2 separate regions of the Homo sapiens genome follow, and region 2 is linked to region 1. Evidence: chromatin contacts called from ENCODE Hi-C or POLR2A ChIA-PET data. All regions are on one chromosome and are shown on one strand. The core of a region is the stretch at or near the end of the contact, and the rest is flanking DNA. Distances in the headings are between cores, read along the strand shown. Region 1 overlaps LINC01992 (long intergenic non-protein coding RNA 1992). Region 2 overlaps NLK (nemo like kinase).

Evidence for each region. Hi-C counts contacts between places; a loop is a spot of excess contacts on that map. ChIA-PET counts read pairs that join two places held with the same protein, here RNA polymerase II (POLR2A). Pooled maps may share reads with other maps.
Region 2: a loop to region 1 is called in a pooled map, with 2.7 times the contacts of the local background. The contact joins two enhancer-like sites. A Hi-C loop is called at or near these places in 1 of 50 pooled maps. POLR2A ChIA-PET finds 5 or more read pairs at or near these places in 3 of 52 experiments (OCI-LY7, WTC11 and activated CD4-positive, alpha-beta T cell).

Annotation. Positions count from the first base shown.
Region 1 is chr17:27,982,290-27,989,553 of GRCh38, forward strand. It overlaps LINC01992 (long intergenic non-protein coding RNA 1992), which reads right to left. Exons shown (of 5, transcript NR_146896.1): 2 at 6,476-6,581. Among named protein-coding and RNA genes, the nearest start is that of LINC01992, 5.8 kb to the right of the region's middle. RefSeq lists a cis regulatory region at 4,481-5,037. Within about 2 kb of position 2,714, at least 6 of the 41 ENCODE cell types and tissues checked have a DNase peak (open chromatin) inside an H3K27ac peak, as active enhancers do.
Region 2 is chr17:28,093,955-28,101,218 of GRCh38, forward strand. All of the region lies in intron 1 of NLK (nemo like kinase), which reads left to right. Among named protein-coding and RNA genes, the nearest start is that of NLK, 55 kb to the left of the region's middle. Within about 2 kb of position 4,002, at least 2 of the 41 ENCODE cell types and tissues checked have a DNase peak (open chromatin) inside an H3K27ac peak, as active enhancers do.

The DNA of each region.
Region 1 (7,264 bases), core at 1,464-3,963:
TTGGGGTCTTCTTCAATCCTTTCCACCCAGGCAGAGTCTTTGGTTCTACCAATATGTAAGTTTTAAAATGTGATCAAAGGAAAGCCAGAGCTATCACCTTGAGGTTCCTGAATCTGCCCTCCTCTCCTCTATCAAAGAGATTATAGCACACACAGGCGGGTAGGGAGGATCCTAAGCACCATAAATACATGTAGGCAATATCCATGTCTTTCAAATGTTTGTCCTTGGTGAGAGCTGCAGCTGTCTTTTAATATGGCTAAATGAAGTAGGGGAAAATCAGAAAAATGCAAATGAGATCCTTATTTTAGGCAAATCAATCTCAGCAATGCTCATATCTGATCAAGCTTATCTTTAGGACGATCATTAGGATAATGGATTAATGTGAAAGTTTATTTTTACCCTGTCTGCTCTCACTCCTTGAAGACCCTTCAGACCTCATCTTGATTCTGCCAGACACCCCAGGAGGACGGGAACTCCTTACCAGTCAGTTTAGTCCCCAGCATTCATGTTGGGGCGGACTCTGGCAATCATAGGGTTCAGCTCACCACAAGGTCACCCAGCACCACACTGCCCCCACCTTTCATCATGTGACCTGAGATAGCTGCAGCTACCCTTGGACTCCAGGGGTTTTATTTAGGAAGTCCCAGAAAAAGATAAGAAAGATATGTGGGAATTTCTTTACAAGGAGGCCTTTGAGAGACCTGAAGTGTGATAAAGAGATTAAGAGAATAAGCCTTGAAGTCAGGCAGCCCTGGTTGAATTCTAGCTCTCTTACTTACTTGCTATGTGACCCTAACTTCCATTAGCCTTGGTTTCCTCATCTGCAGAATGGAGATCTTATTTCCATCTACTTAACTGGGGTGTTGTGAGATCTAAATGAGAATTGTGTCCATGCAGCACCTAGTGAAGTATCTGACATGGGGTAAAAATGAGAGCTACTGAGCACTTAATAAAGCACTGTCCCAAGTTCTTTCTATGTATTAATTTAATACCAGCAATAATCTTATAATATGGGTGTTATAGCCCCCTTCTTTAAAAAAAAAAAAAAAAAAGGAGGAGGAAAAGGAAGGCCTGAGAAATTGAGTGACATAGCCAAGGGCCAAGATTTGAACCCATGGCTCTAGAGCCCACCGCATCACTCCTACCCTACAGCTCTTGCCAACTTGCTGGCAAAAATGGAGAAGGGTCTTTTGCTCGCACGGAAGCTGGACTTGTAGTGAACCCCTCTAGAATTCCATGTAATTAGAAACAGAGGGCACCAGTTCAGGAAGAAAGAAGCAGGTAAAGGAGAAGGCACAGGGGCCCAGAGCTTTCACTAGGCAGGAAAGAGAGACAGGCAGCAGGATCCTGTCCACAAGCAGCCATCCCAGAGCCATTTTCTAGAAGGGACACCCCCTACGCAGAGCCCCTGACACTGCTGTCCTGAGCCTGAAGCCCGTCTAAGGCTTCTCTTCCCTGCATATTGAGAAGGGGGCTGGAGAAACATCCTGGGGCTCTGCAGAGATGAAAGTCACGGCACACCCTCAAAGCCTTTCTCATTTTAAGCATTAGATCACTTTGTATCAGAGCCACTTGGAGATGAGAAAGTGGGAGTCCGCCTTGGGGCAATGGTATCTGAGTCTGAGTCCAAAAATGTTTGCCTATAGATGTAAAGAAAAGCCCAGATTATTAGAAACAACATAGCAATTAAGACAAAAGATTAGGAAATTCAGGCCTGTTTCAAGTTCCAGCTCTAACACTTACTAGGTCCATAGCTTTGAGTGATCATCCTAATCTGGTGCCTCAGTTTTATCTTCTGTAAAATGGGGCTAATAATACCTACCTCATAGGATTTAGGGAATTAAATAAGAAATATATGTACAGAGCTGAGATAGGGTCTAGCATAGAGTAAGTGGTTAATGAGTAGTAAGTACTTATTATTATATGTGGTGGTTTTAAATTCCTAAAAGACAAAAAAAACATACATTCAGTTGACCATGTGTATGTGGAATGGGCAATGTGCGCATACTTACATATAAACATGCATTTATACGTATTTCCCCAGGCACATCCCTGAAAAACCAGTATATACTCAGACATTCCCTTGAATCAAAATCGAGTCTATTCCACTTCCTCCTCAGTCCAGTGAGGTGTTCAAGACATCAATTATTATCCCCATTTTAGACATCAGGACCCCAAGGGACTTAGCAGCATCTAAGTAGCCTGCTCAAAGATTCAAGGCTAATCCAATGTCCTCCGTACTCTTTTCTTAGCCTTCCTGACAATTTGTGTTCACTGCCCCCTCTAATTCTCTGTCCAAGCTAAAAGACCGTGAATTCCACACACACACCTCCCCCCCGCACCCCCCCCCCCCCCCGGCTGCCGGCAAATGCAGCCTGATTATCGGAAGGAGATGCCTGAGAAGAGTGAAAGGAAAAAAGAAAGAAGATAGAGGGAGATGGGGTAAAGGGACATGTGGCCTCGTTCTTCACTGTCCCAAATTCCCTTTTCAAGGGCATAAGCCTGCACCCACCTCTTCCAACCGCCCCCTCCATCCTTGTCTCTGCCCCTGTGTCCCTGTCTTGTCCTCCCAAGGGCTACAGCAATATTTCAAATGTTCCTCCCACAGCTGGGTGCCTGCGCTGGTTTCTGGGCTCCTGGCATCCTGAAGCCCCACCCTGATGCTGGCTCCACACGTGCCTGTGCACATTCAGGGCTGTGAAGGGTCAGTGGGCCACGTGAAATTCCAGGAAGGAACAAGGCTTCAGGGGTGCTGTCCTTGGCTGGTTCCTACAGCACTTCCTTCCTTGTACCCCGCAGAGCCTTTGGCATGTAGAGTCACGTGTTCATCTAAGTACCACTGATGGTTTTGATTTTCTACCTGAAGAGTGCACAGAAGCTGGCCTTGGACAATAAAAGCAAAGGCAAAGGTGCCCGGAAGGAAGGATCAGTGTGAGGAGGGTATGGAATGGTGCATGCAAAGTACCAGCACAGCGCCTGGCACAGTGTAGACTCCTCACACAGAGGGCTCTCCTCCCTGCCCCCAAGGAGATCTCAGAGGCCCCCCTCCTGCCAAAGCGGCATTTCAACTCCTCGCATACACTTGGGCTTCAGTCCATTACACAAGGAAATTTGGCTTCATTTATATAAAGGGGCTAATTACCACATGAGACATAATTACAAGACAGGAAATGGATTTATAGATGCCGTCAGTGGGAGGGGAAGTTGCAGCGGCTGCTTGGACTGCTCCGTGCTCCTAAGGGGCTAAAGCTGTCCCCAGCGGACAGGATTCTTGCCCTGGGAGTTCTTGCTTTGCTGAGAAATGTGCTCTTAGAGAGGTCGGCAGTACTACAGATTTCTGGAAATCAAATCTAGTTCTGTCTCTGAATTTGTTCCACAATTGGCAATGTATTCCCACAGGTTCTCTTCACACAATAAAAATCATACTTAAGAATGTAGTTAGTCTTAAACATTAAAAGAGAAAGATAAGTCTTATGATAGATTCCAAAACTAGCCCAAAGGAGAAATGCTGGGTAGAAACTGTACAGCACTAGTATCTGCTCTTCTTTGAGGTTAGATGAACCCTGAGAAAGAGCTATATTTGCCAGACACGGTGGTGTGCACCTGTAGTCTCAGCTACTTAGGGGGCTGATCGCTTGAGCTGAGGCATTCAAGGCCAGCCTGGGCAGCACCCTTTCTAAAAGGGGGGAAAAAGAGCTATATGCCTGCTAATTGACCTAATAAATAGTCCCTTATGATTTCATTTTTCACCTTAAAACCATATATCTTAATTTAGACACACATACACACACAGAAACAGACAATAGGCAGAAGTGAAAAGGCCCTTCCTCATTGATAACCAAAGATAAGCAAATTAGTACTAGCTAATATGTGGGGAGCACACTCTGTGCCAAGCACTGAGCTTTGCTGTCTTATTTGTTCATCTTCACAACAGTCCCATGAGGAGGGTGCAGTCATAATCCTCAATTGATAGCTAAGGAACTGAGACTTAGGAAGGTCAACCAAGGTGGCCAAGTCCATACTGTAAATGCCAGAACAAGCGTTTGCACACCACTTGTCTGAACACAGAGCCTGGATTCTGAAGAACAATGAGAACATTTCTCAAATTAACAATAATATATTCTCAAGAATCTTAAAAATAAAAATTTTTCTATTTAAAAAAAATTTTTAAGAAAAGAATCTTAAGACTATCACTCCCGGAGACCGAGCATTTGACTCCTGATCACCTATCTTTATGAAATAATCTAAAAAAATGGAAAAAGTTTAATGCACAAAGATCTTCTGAGCAGAGTACCTTGATTATAATGGGGAGAAATTGGAAACTAAATGCTTAGCAATGAGGGAGTGGTTACATAAACTATGGTACATCCATAAATGGAGTATTATTCAATAATTAAACTGATGTCGCTAAAGAGTTTATAACAACGTGGGCAAAAGTTTATGTTACGTGGAATAAAAATAGCAGGATTCAAATATGTATGCGTTACGATCTCTACAAAAAAAAAATACGCAAAGAAGGACATCTAGAAGGAAATGTACCAAAATGTCAGTTTGTCTTTTTTTAAGCATAATTATGACTGTAAGAAACCATTTTCTGTCTTTTGTGACAGCTCTTTATTGTTTGCACTCTTAACAGTGTTCCCCAGGCCCTGCCCACGCCTGTGAGTACTTTATGGTGAGGTCTTGCTTATCTTTCCTCACAGATGTGCATTTCAAAGAACCACTATCATCATAATTTAACATTCCTGTAAGTGTTCACACAATGGGCTTCCCTTAAGCAGAAGATATCTGTGCCAAAGTTGCGTCCTTTGTCCTGGCTGATGACATCAGGTACAGAGTAAGGGACCCTTTTAAGACCAAGGAAAGGAATGCCTAAGGGTCAGGGCTACAGGTACTATGAGTCTCCTCCATAGCTGAATGGTCACTGGTTCATTTATTCATGCACACCACAAACTTGTGCTGCGTGCCTACCATGTGTCAGGCAGCACCAGTTTGGGTTCTGAAAATGTAGAAATAAAAAAGCCAGGCCAAGCATGGTGACTCATGCCTATAATCCCAGCACTTTGGGAGCCTGAGGTGGGTGGATCACTTGAGGACAGGAGTTCGAGACCAGCCTGGCCAACAGAGTGAAACCTTGTCTCTACTAAAAATATAAAAATTAGCCAGGCTTGGTGGCACACACCTGTAATCCCAGCTACTCAGGAGGCTGAGGCAGGAGAATTGCTTGAACCCGGGAGGCAGAGATTGCAGTGAGCAGAGATCACGCCACTGCACTCCACCGTGGGTGACAGAGTGAGACTATGTCTCATGGAAAAAAAAAAAACCTGTCAAAACTTTGCCATGTGGCTCTAAAAGCATCTCTGCTGATCACCTAGGAAAATCCGAAGACGCCAAGGCCAAAATAAGTAACTGAGGCTCTGTGGCAAGTCATTGGCTGGAGAAAGAACTGGAAACCAAGTCAGGGCCAGGTACGATGGCTCACGCCTGTAATCCCAGCACTTTGGAAGATGAAACGAGGGGCATTGCTTGAGCTCAGGAGTTCAAGAGCAGCCTGGGCAGCATTGTGAGACCCCAGTCTCTACAAAAAATAAAAAATTAGCTGGGCATGGTGTACACGCCTGTAGTTCCGGCTATCTGGAAGGCTAAGGTGGGAGAATTGCTTGAACTCGAGAGGTTGAAGCTGCAGTGAGCCGTGATTGTGCCACTGCATTCCAGCCTGGGTGACAGAGCAAGACCCTGTCTCAAAAAAAAGAAAAAAAGAAGCCAAGTCACCCAGCACTTTGCACTGGGCAGAAGGGGATACGAATTCTCCTTGCTGGTCTAAGATAGCAGCCTCTTTGTAAAAATAACAGTAATAATAATCAGTTCTGTTGGTAGTTTCTGGTGCCTGTGGTGGAATGACAAGGACACTAGCATAAGTGGCTTGTCTTCCATGGGCCAGGCTTGTGCCTAAGACTGGTCTTCCTAACACAGATGGTCCACCAGGGTGGTTGATAGGCTTCGGTCTGTCTAGAAGCACCATGCTGCTCCTGTGCTTCCAACCCAGGAGGACGCATCACACCCCCACACCACAGGGAGTTCCACGCCAGGGCAGCGTGAGAATCAGACAGACCTGGGTTCTGCCCCCTACTCAGCCACTTTCTAGCTGGGTGGCCTTGGGCAAGTTTGCTGCCTCTTCTGAGATATAAGGTCCTCAGGAGAGGGGTTGTTGTGAGGAGGAAATGGGATAATGAAGGAAAAACCTGAAGCCACAGCATCACTTGAGGCATGTTCAGCTTGCTCTTGGAATTTGGTTCCCTCATTCTCCCCAAGCCAGGTCAGAGGCCTCCAGGCCACTGTCTCCAAAGGCCCCTCTCAGACAAGAGCACTGACCCAAGGCCTCTCTCGAGCAGTCTGCTCACCTGAACGGCCCATGAGAGACAGTCTGCCATTTTAGCCTCTAACACCCACTGCTTTCTGAAGCAACAAGGCCTACCTTCTAAGACACCTGCATTAGTGGAGAGATATCTGCCATCCTGGCAAGGCAGCTGGGACCCCAGATTCAGACCGCCAAGAGTCTTGGGCCTTCAGTAGTCGGAGTCCTGTAATGAGACAGAAGCAAGAGCTCAAAGGCTCCCGCGATGCAGCCTTGGCCCAGAAGAGGATTTCCCTGTGGAAAACTGCTGGAGTGCCACCACAAGGCTGTGGGACAATAGAGAAGGGCCCGGGAGGAAGGAGTGGAGAGAAAGGGGGAGAAACAGAAGGTAAATCTCTGGAAGGACAGTTGGGGAGGAGATACGTGTATGGGCTTCGGGAACAGAGGAAAAAGGGTTTTGCTTGAGTGACCTTGGCCAAGTGTTTAAAATCTGTGTTTGTTTGGCTGCCAGAATGGAGGGAGTGACACTTTCTCTTGTGCAAAAGGTATGCTCTGGGCCCAAAGATTCAGAGGGGTGTTCCTAAGGAAGGCCAGGTGGCTCACCAGACAGGCATTTCCTTTCATCAACTCACCACAGTCCAGAATCTGTGCATGGCCTGAGAAGCTCCCAGACCTGATTTATTGGCATATGGATGGTTCACGTCTCAGGAGTTAGAGTGTCCAAGAGCACAAGAACTGGAGCATAAATCCCAGAAGGCCAGGGAGCAGACTTGATGGGTACAATGGCTCAGGGAGTATCTCCCACCCAGAGGCTTGGCATCCCAGGGACCTATGGAAGTGTCTTGCTTGTGAAGCTTGGAATAAGAGTCTATGACTTGCTTTATTGATCTTAATCAGGGTCCCCTGTCT
Region 2 (7,264 bases), core at 2,752-5,251, 110 kb after region 1:
CAATCCAACATCTCTAGAAAGAGTATGACAAAAGATTGCAAAAAAATGACTATTATTTAATAGGGTAGCAGAAAGAAGCTGTAACATTTTTACTAGAATATGATTAATTCACAGATGCTGACAAAAGCCATTATATTCTCATCAGATGATACTTAATAACTTGTGGACAAATAAGATGACTTGTTTTTATTCATGAGAGATTATATTAAGCTCTCTAGAAAAGCTGTAATTCTTCAGAACGTCCTAGAATTTACTGTATAGGGAATGGTTAGATTCTTCAGGTTTCTGAGCAAAAACAACCCCCAAAACAAAACCAAATTACCCACGTAGTTTGAGAGATGATGTCAGATTGCTTTTGTCTTAAGAACCTACAAGCAAGAACACATTTCAATAAGGCTGCCTTTCTCTTTTACACCTTTGAAATTACTGCCATGGATATATTTACTAGTAGTGCATTATTAACCCAGCTATGGCCACTTGCCTTTTGCTGACCGAGTTCAAAGCTTATGTACCAGAGAGGAAGGTAGTATTGGGAGGGGAGTTCTTGACAAAGGAGCTACTGATTTGCATTTATGGTAATACGTAATGTAAAGTCAGTCATCAAAAGATTAAGTATCTGAAAAGGATTATTTCAAACATTGCCATCCCTAGGGGTTTGCTGTTGAGGCAAATTACATTATTTATAGTCTTTGAGGTGGGTGGGTGGTGGGGAGGAGAGACAAAAGCTAATATTTTTATACAGGTGAAAATAAGCATCTGGTAAAGGGAGGTATAAGAGTTGGAATTCTTGGATTACAAAAGTTCAACTTATATTAGCTAAAAAGTGGGTATGTTGCCTCACATAACCAGGCTTCAAGATGGATAGAGTAGAACTAGCCTTTGATAGTGCAAGACTTGAATATTGTCAAGACTCTTGTCTCCTTTCTCTGACTTTCTCTGCAAATTTGTGTTTATTTTTTAAATTGTTTTCTCCACAGGGCAGAGGTAGTTCTCAGTCCACATATTTGCAGCTCTTCTTTAACCAAAGAGGAAAGGGACCTGACCTAGCTCCAGTTTTCATGATATCTAAGTCTTTTTTGGTGGTGGAGAATGTAGTCTCCTTACCAGAATAAAATTAGAAGGAAAAATTGGGAAGATACAAATAATTGCCACCTCAAGTGGAAGTCATTACTGTGAGTGCTAGAAAAGGATTGTCCTCATGGGGAAAGAGACCATGAGTTATACATGGTGCTAGCAAATGTTACATGATACTATTGTTGCTGCCTTTCTGTGCTAGTCCTCCTGCTTTATCCCCATATTTCCCCTCTGTAGTGCAGTACCCCCTCAAGCTGGGAGGGTAGTCAACTTGGACAGCGGCCTGGACCCTAGGGAAGAGTTTGCTGAAAAGTCTACATGGCCATGTTATCAGATTCGTTCCATTCCTAATTCAGATTAACAGCTTCTACATGTGATGGAATTGTATTACTTTCTAAAAAAAATTTCAGACTGTAACTCAACATAGTTGTGGAAGAAATTCAGAGCTTGTGGGAAAAGATGCATCTCTCTATCCAAGTCTCACTTCTAGAGGCAAGGATTCTACTACTCAGGATTGTAGTATGATTGTACACTTTAATCTTCAAGGACTTTATTATAAAGCAAGGTGCCAATATTATTACTGATGCAGATTATCCTATGATTCCAGATTTCTGCAATTACAATATATATATTTGAAATGATTATTCCATTAAGCAACCCACTTGCCCCTTGCTGTGACCCTTGCTATGGTGTAACTTTTAATGTTTCTGGTTTTACAAAAGAAAATCTGCATCAATCCTTAAAGTTACATTTAAAATTTACATTAACAGTACAACCAGATGGCATTCTGACACTCACTGTAAGTATTCTAGGATTTTTCTAAAATAGCTGGCTCAAATAGAAAAGTCATCTTTTTCCCAAGTGTGTTCCTGTCCTTTTCTCTTGTTGTGTGTTCTAACTGTTGCACTTATATTAAAATCATAAAACCAGAATGGAGAATTTATTCCAAAAGTTCCCATGCATTTCTCCAATCTTACTTCCTGTTGCAAGGACCCACCATCACAAATGAAGTGTAATTGTACATTCATGATGACGTCTTGCTTATTAAATGGTGACATTCAAGAAATTGTCAGCACAGGCATTCTTTTATAGGTCAAGGATATACTTATTTTGAAAACGTTGAAAAATAATAGTAATTATTTAACTGATTTCAGAAGAATCTATTTCAGTGGCATCCTGGACTTTCTACTGACTCACTAAAAATAGGGATTTTTGAAGAGGATGACAAAATTCATAAGTCCTTGATTCTACTATGTAAAATTATAATTTTACACAAGAAAAAGTACAATGTGGTTTACTTTTAGCCTAGTTTACCATAGTTAAGCCAAGAAAATGTAAGCTAACCAAAAGCTTGCAGAATTGTCGTTATTGTGACTCAGTGGTATAGACTTGAGTTTTCAAAAATGAAGTGTTCTTGTAATTTTTTTTATCCTCCTACAATATAGTCTCAGATATCTAGTCCTAAGGGGCTATAATTGAAGGAATATTGAAGGAGGAGAAAATGTCTGTCAACAATTTGCATTTGGTTGGAGAAGATTATGGGAACTTTAATATTGGAATCCTGACACCTGGGCATCAAAAGGGAAACTTTCAATGGGTCATTGCTGTAAATTAATCAAAGCCCTTGTGCATATTGAAGACACTTCTCTAGTTTCCCACTCCCCCATCTATTTCCAAACAGCAGAGAGAACAGGAAAAAGAATTTTTCAACATCTTAATTTTCTTCAATAAATAAGTCCCTAATAAAAATCTACTGTTACAAATCACTGGTGTCAGAGAAACAGTTTAAGAAGAAATCCCTTACTACTGGCAGATAGAGAATTGCTTCCTTTCTGCTCGAAAATAAGAGGTGTATTCTTCTTCCAGTAGTTGCCTTGTAGCATGCATAAGTGGGACACTGAAGGGTCTAAACAGTGATAGGATGGAGCCTTTCCCTTGTTTTCATGCTTTGTGTTATCCAGCTGTGTCATTTATGTTACAGTACAACATCCCATCACCACCACCTCTAGCCAGACTTAATGAGAGTAAGTTTTATTCTTTTTCCATCTAATGAAACTTTGCTTGAGCCATTTGCTTATATTTCAGTTTTGTTTGGGATATAACTTAAAAATGAGACACCAAGGTACAAGATGCATATTATAAGTTATTTTTATTGTATAACCTCTGAAGGCAACATTAAAAAATGTTCAAATAACAAAATACTTACTTTTTGATTATAGAAATTTTTAAATTATACTAATGTTATTAAGAATTGGCCATGCTTCTAACTGTAATTGTTACTTTTATTAAGAAGGTTTAATAAATGAGTTTCATTTCTTGTGTGGATATCTGTATTTAACTTGGTTTCTTTGACTTGGCATTATACAAGTAAAATTCAAATTTCCTTTTTCTGCAGTCAAACTTACATATATTTATTCTCTTCTTTGAATTACATAATGCTGAGTTGCAGGAAAAATTGGTTAGGCATGGTCCTTGTGAACCCAAGTTGTATTTCAGTTTTATAAATAAATTATCCTTACTCAGTTTGAATATCTGAACCTAGTTGGATTGGGAAACGTTATTTTAAAGCAGGCACAATAAATTATTTACCCTAAATAATTTAAAGTATATTGCTTTTTTTCTGTTTGAAATTACCTATAGTTGTTATAGTAGTATAAGGCATCTTACCTACTGTTGATATGATTATAATGACAGATACTTGTACATTTTCAGTGTCTTCAATTAAGATGATTGACTCTAAGTTTTAGCAACTAGGAAACCATTGAGGATATATCACTTTTCAGTTGTGATTCCTGCCTTTGTTAGTCTCCTTGACAAATTGAATTTCCATTTTACGTTACAGTGTGGGTTTAAATTCACCAAGCTTTAATAAGGATCCTGTTCCTTTTCATTTTTTTCTTTAAGTGAATGTTTACAGGGTAACCTAGTTGACAAAAGTTTGTTTCTTGGCACTTTGCATTTGCCACTTCTGTAATTTTTTAAGGTGTCGACTGGTTATTAATAGATTAATCTTCCTTAGAACTACAAATAACCAGATCCAGCACTGTGCCCTTTTCTTTTTATAGATAAGGGAACTGAGACCCAGATAATATAAACCTACGAAGTGTACACTAGAACCTTCTGTTACTTCTTTATCTACCACAGGGCAAACTGTAAGTAAACAATTAAAATAACTGATTCAATTTGTGAATCAGCTCTCTTGAAATGATATAGTTGCTCATGTTAGATCTTTTGTGATAACAATGATTGAAGTCCAAAGGTAATTGTTTAAAAAATTGTCATAAGAATTAGGCAGAACGGGTAGCCTCATATACCCAAGGTGGAGTAAAAGAGAGTAGAAATTATGAATTATTTTTCTTCTAATAATAGAAATCTGTTATGATAGTTATTACTCACTTATTTGTACTATAACTCTTCCAAGTAGAAAGTAAACATTTTTGTCAAAGGTACCAGCATAAAATTCAGGAAAGGGGAAGAAAACTGACATTGAGTACGTCTTTATTCATCAATAAGGGTGCATGTATATTATTGGCCACATCATTTTAATTGGATGGATATTTCATTATTTAACCAATCACCTATTGTTGGGCATACAAGTTTTTTCCCAGTTATTTTTCACAACTATGAAAAGTTTTTCATTACCATTCTTTTTTTTTTTTTTTTTTTTTTTTGAGATGGATTTTTGCTCTTGTTGCCCAGGCTGGAGTGCAATGGCGCCATCTCGGCTCACCACACCCTCCGCCTCCCGGGTTCAAGTGATTTTCCTGCCTTAGCCTCCTGAGTAGCTGCGATTACAGACATGCGCCACGACGCTCGGCTAATTTTTTATTTTTAGTAGAGACGGGGTTTCTGCATGTTGGTCAGGCTGGTCTTGAACTCCCGACCTCAGGTGATTCACCTACCTCTGCTTCCCAAAGTGCTGGGATTACAGGTGTGAGCCACCGTGCCTGGCTTTCATTACCATTCTTGTACAGGCTTATTTTGTCTGATTGTTTCTGTAGTAAACATTTCCAGAAGTAGAATTTTGGGACAAAAAGGTCCACCCATTTTTTAAGGGTTTCGATAATACAACGCCAAAATACTCTCCAGAAATGTACTAATTAACACCTTTCATCACTAGTGTAATTCTTGCCAAGTCTATGAGAAAAAAATAATATCTCAGTTTCAATTTTGTTTCTTTTATTAGTGCAGTGGAGTACTATTTCTTTTGTTTTCTGATTTTGTGTTCCTTTTTTAAAATTAAGATTTTGTTTACATACAACAAAATTCACCTATCTGTGAATTTTGTACACAGTACAGTTTTATTTTGGTAATTATATACGATCACGGAACCCCCACCACAATCAGAACGTTGAACAGGTCTTTCACCCTAAAAAGTTTCTTCCTGTTTCTTTGCAACTGGTCCCCTCTCATCTGCAGCCCCAGGCAACCATTGGTCTAGTTTCTGTCACTATAGTTTTGTCTTGACAAAAGTCATTTTGTAGACATTTATATTTTCAAATAAATGGAGTCATATTGTAAATAGTCTTTTGTGTTTGACTTTTTTTTTTTTTTTTTTTTTGAGACGGAGTCTTGCTCTGTCGCCCAGGCCGGACTGCGGACTGCAGTGGCGCAATCTCGGCTCACTGCAAGCTCCGCTTCCCGGGTTCACGCCATTCTCCTGCCTCAGCCTCCCGAGTAGCTGGGACTACAGGCGCCCGCCACCGCGCCCGGCTAATTTTTTGTATTTTTAGTAGAGACGGGGTTTCACCTTGTTAGCCAGGATGGTCTCGATCTCCTGACCTCATGATCCACCCGCCTCGGCCTCCCAAAGTGCTGGGATTACAGGCGTGAGCCACCGCGCCCGGCCTTGACTTTTTTTTACTTAGCATAATGTTTTGAGATCCATCCATGTTTTATTAATATTTCATTTGTTTTATATTATTGAGTTGTGTTCTTTGCTATGGATGTACCAACATTTATTTGTGTGTTCATCACTTGATTAGCATCTGGATTGTGCCAAAGTTTTGGCTTTTATGAATCACACAATTGTGAACATTTGTGTGCAAGTTTTTACATAGCTCTTGGGTAAATACCTCTTTTTTACATTGCTCTTTTACATTGCTCATTTTAGATTTTACATTTTACATTACATAGCTCTTTTTACATTGCTCTTGGGTAAATACTTAGGAATGGAATTTCTAATTCACATGGTAAGTATATATTTAACTTTATAAGATACCACCATACTGCTTTCCAAAGTGTCTGTACACTTTGCATTCATACCAGCAAATGAGGATTTTCTCCAAATCCTCATGACCACTTATTATTTTCAGACTTTTTTAAAACCACGAGCTCATGTTTTATTGGAATAGAGAAACTTGGCCATAATTACAATATAGTATGATTAGTGCTAAATATGTCAGTCTTTTAAAACTTCAGCCATACCAGTGGCTGTGTAGTAGAATCTTACTGTGGTTTTAATTTGCATTTTTCTGACTAGTGATTGTTGAGCATACTTTTATGAGCTTATTAGCCATCTGCATAAAGTGTGGAGACCTTCCCTCAGTTTTAATTGGATTATTTATTCTGGATACAAGCCCTTTGTCATGTAGGTGTTTTAAAATAGTGTCTCCCATTTGGTGGCTTGCCTTTTCATTTTCTTAACAGTGTATTTTGAAGAGCAAAATGTTTTTATCTTATGAAGTTCATTTCATCTATTTTTTTACTTTCATAGTTTTTGCATCTTTGTGTTCTAGAAATCTTTACCTAACCCAAAGTCGCAAACATTTTATCCAAATGACTTTTTTCCCTGAAAGTTTAATCAGTTTTACCTTTTAAATTTAGTCCTGAAAGGGTAGCCTTATATGTCCAAGGTGGGGTAAAAGAGGGTAGAAACGATGAATTATTTTTCTTTTAATAATAGAAATCTGGCCAACGTTGAAGTTGTGTATAGTGTGAGAGTAAAGGTCATGAGTCATTTTTCTCCATGTGGATATCCTATTATTCCATCACCATTGGTTTAAAAAGCTATCTTTTGTTCTGTTGAATTACCTTGGCCTTTGTTGAAAATTACTTGACATATAAGCATAGGTCTGTTTTTGGACTTTGTGTTCTGTTTTATTGACCTCTATGTCTATCATTATGCCAGTACCACCACATATTGATTTCTGTAGCTTTATAATGTTGAAATCAAGTAGTATAAATCATT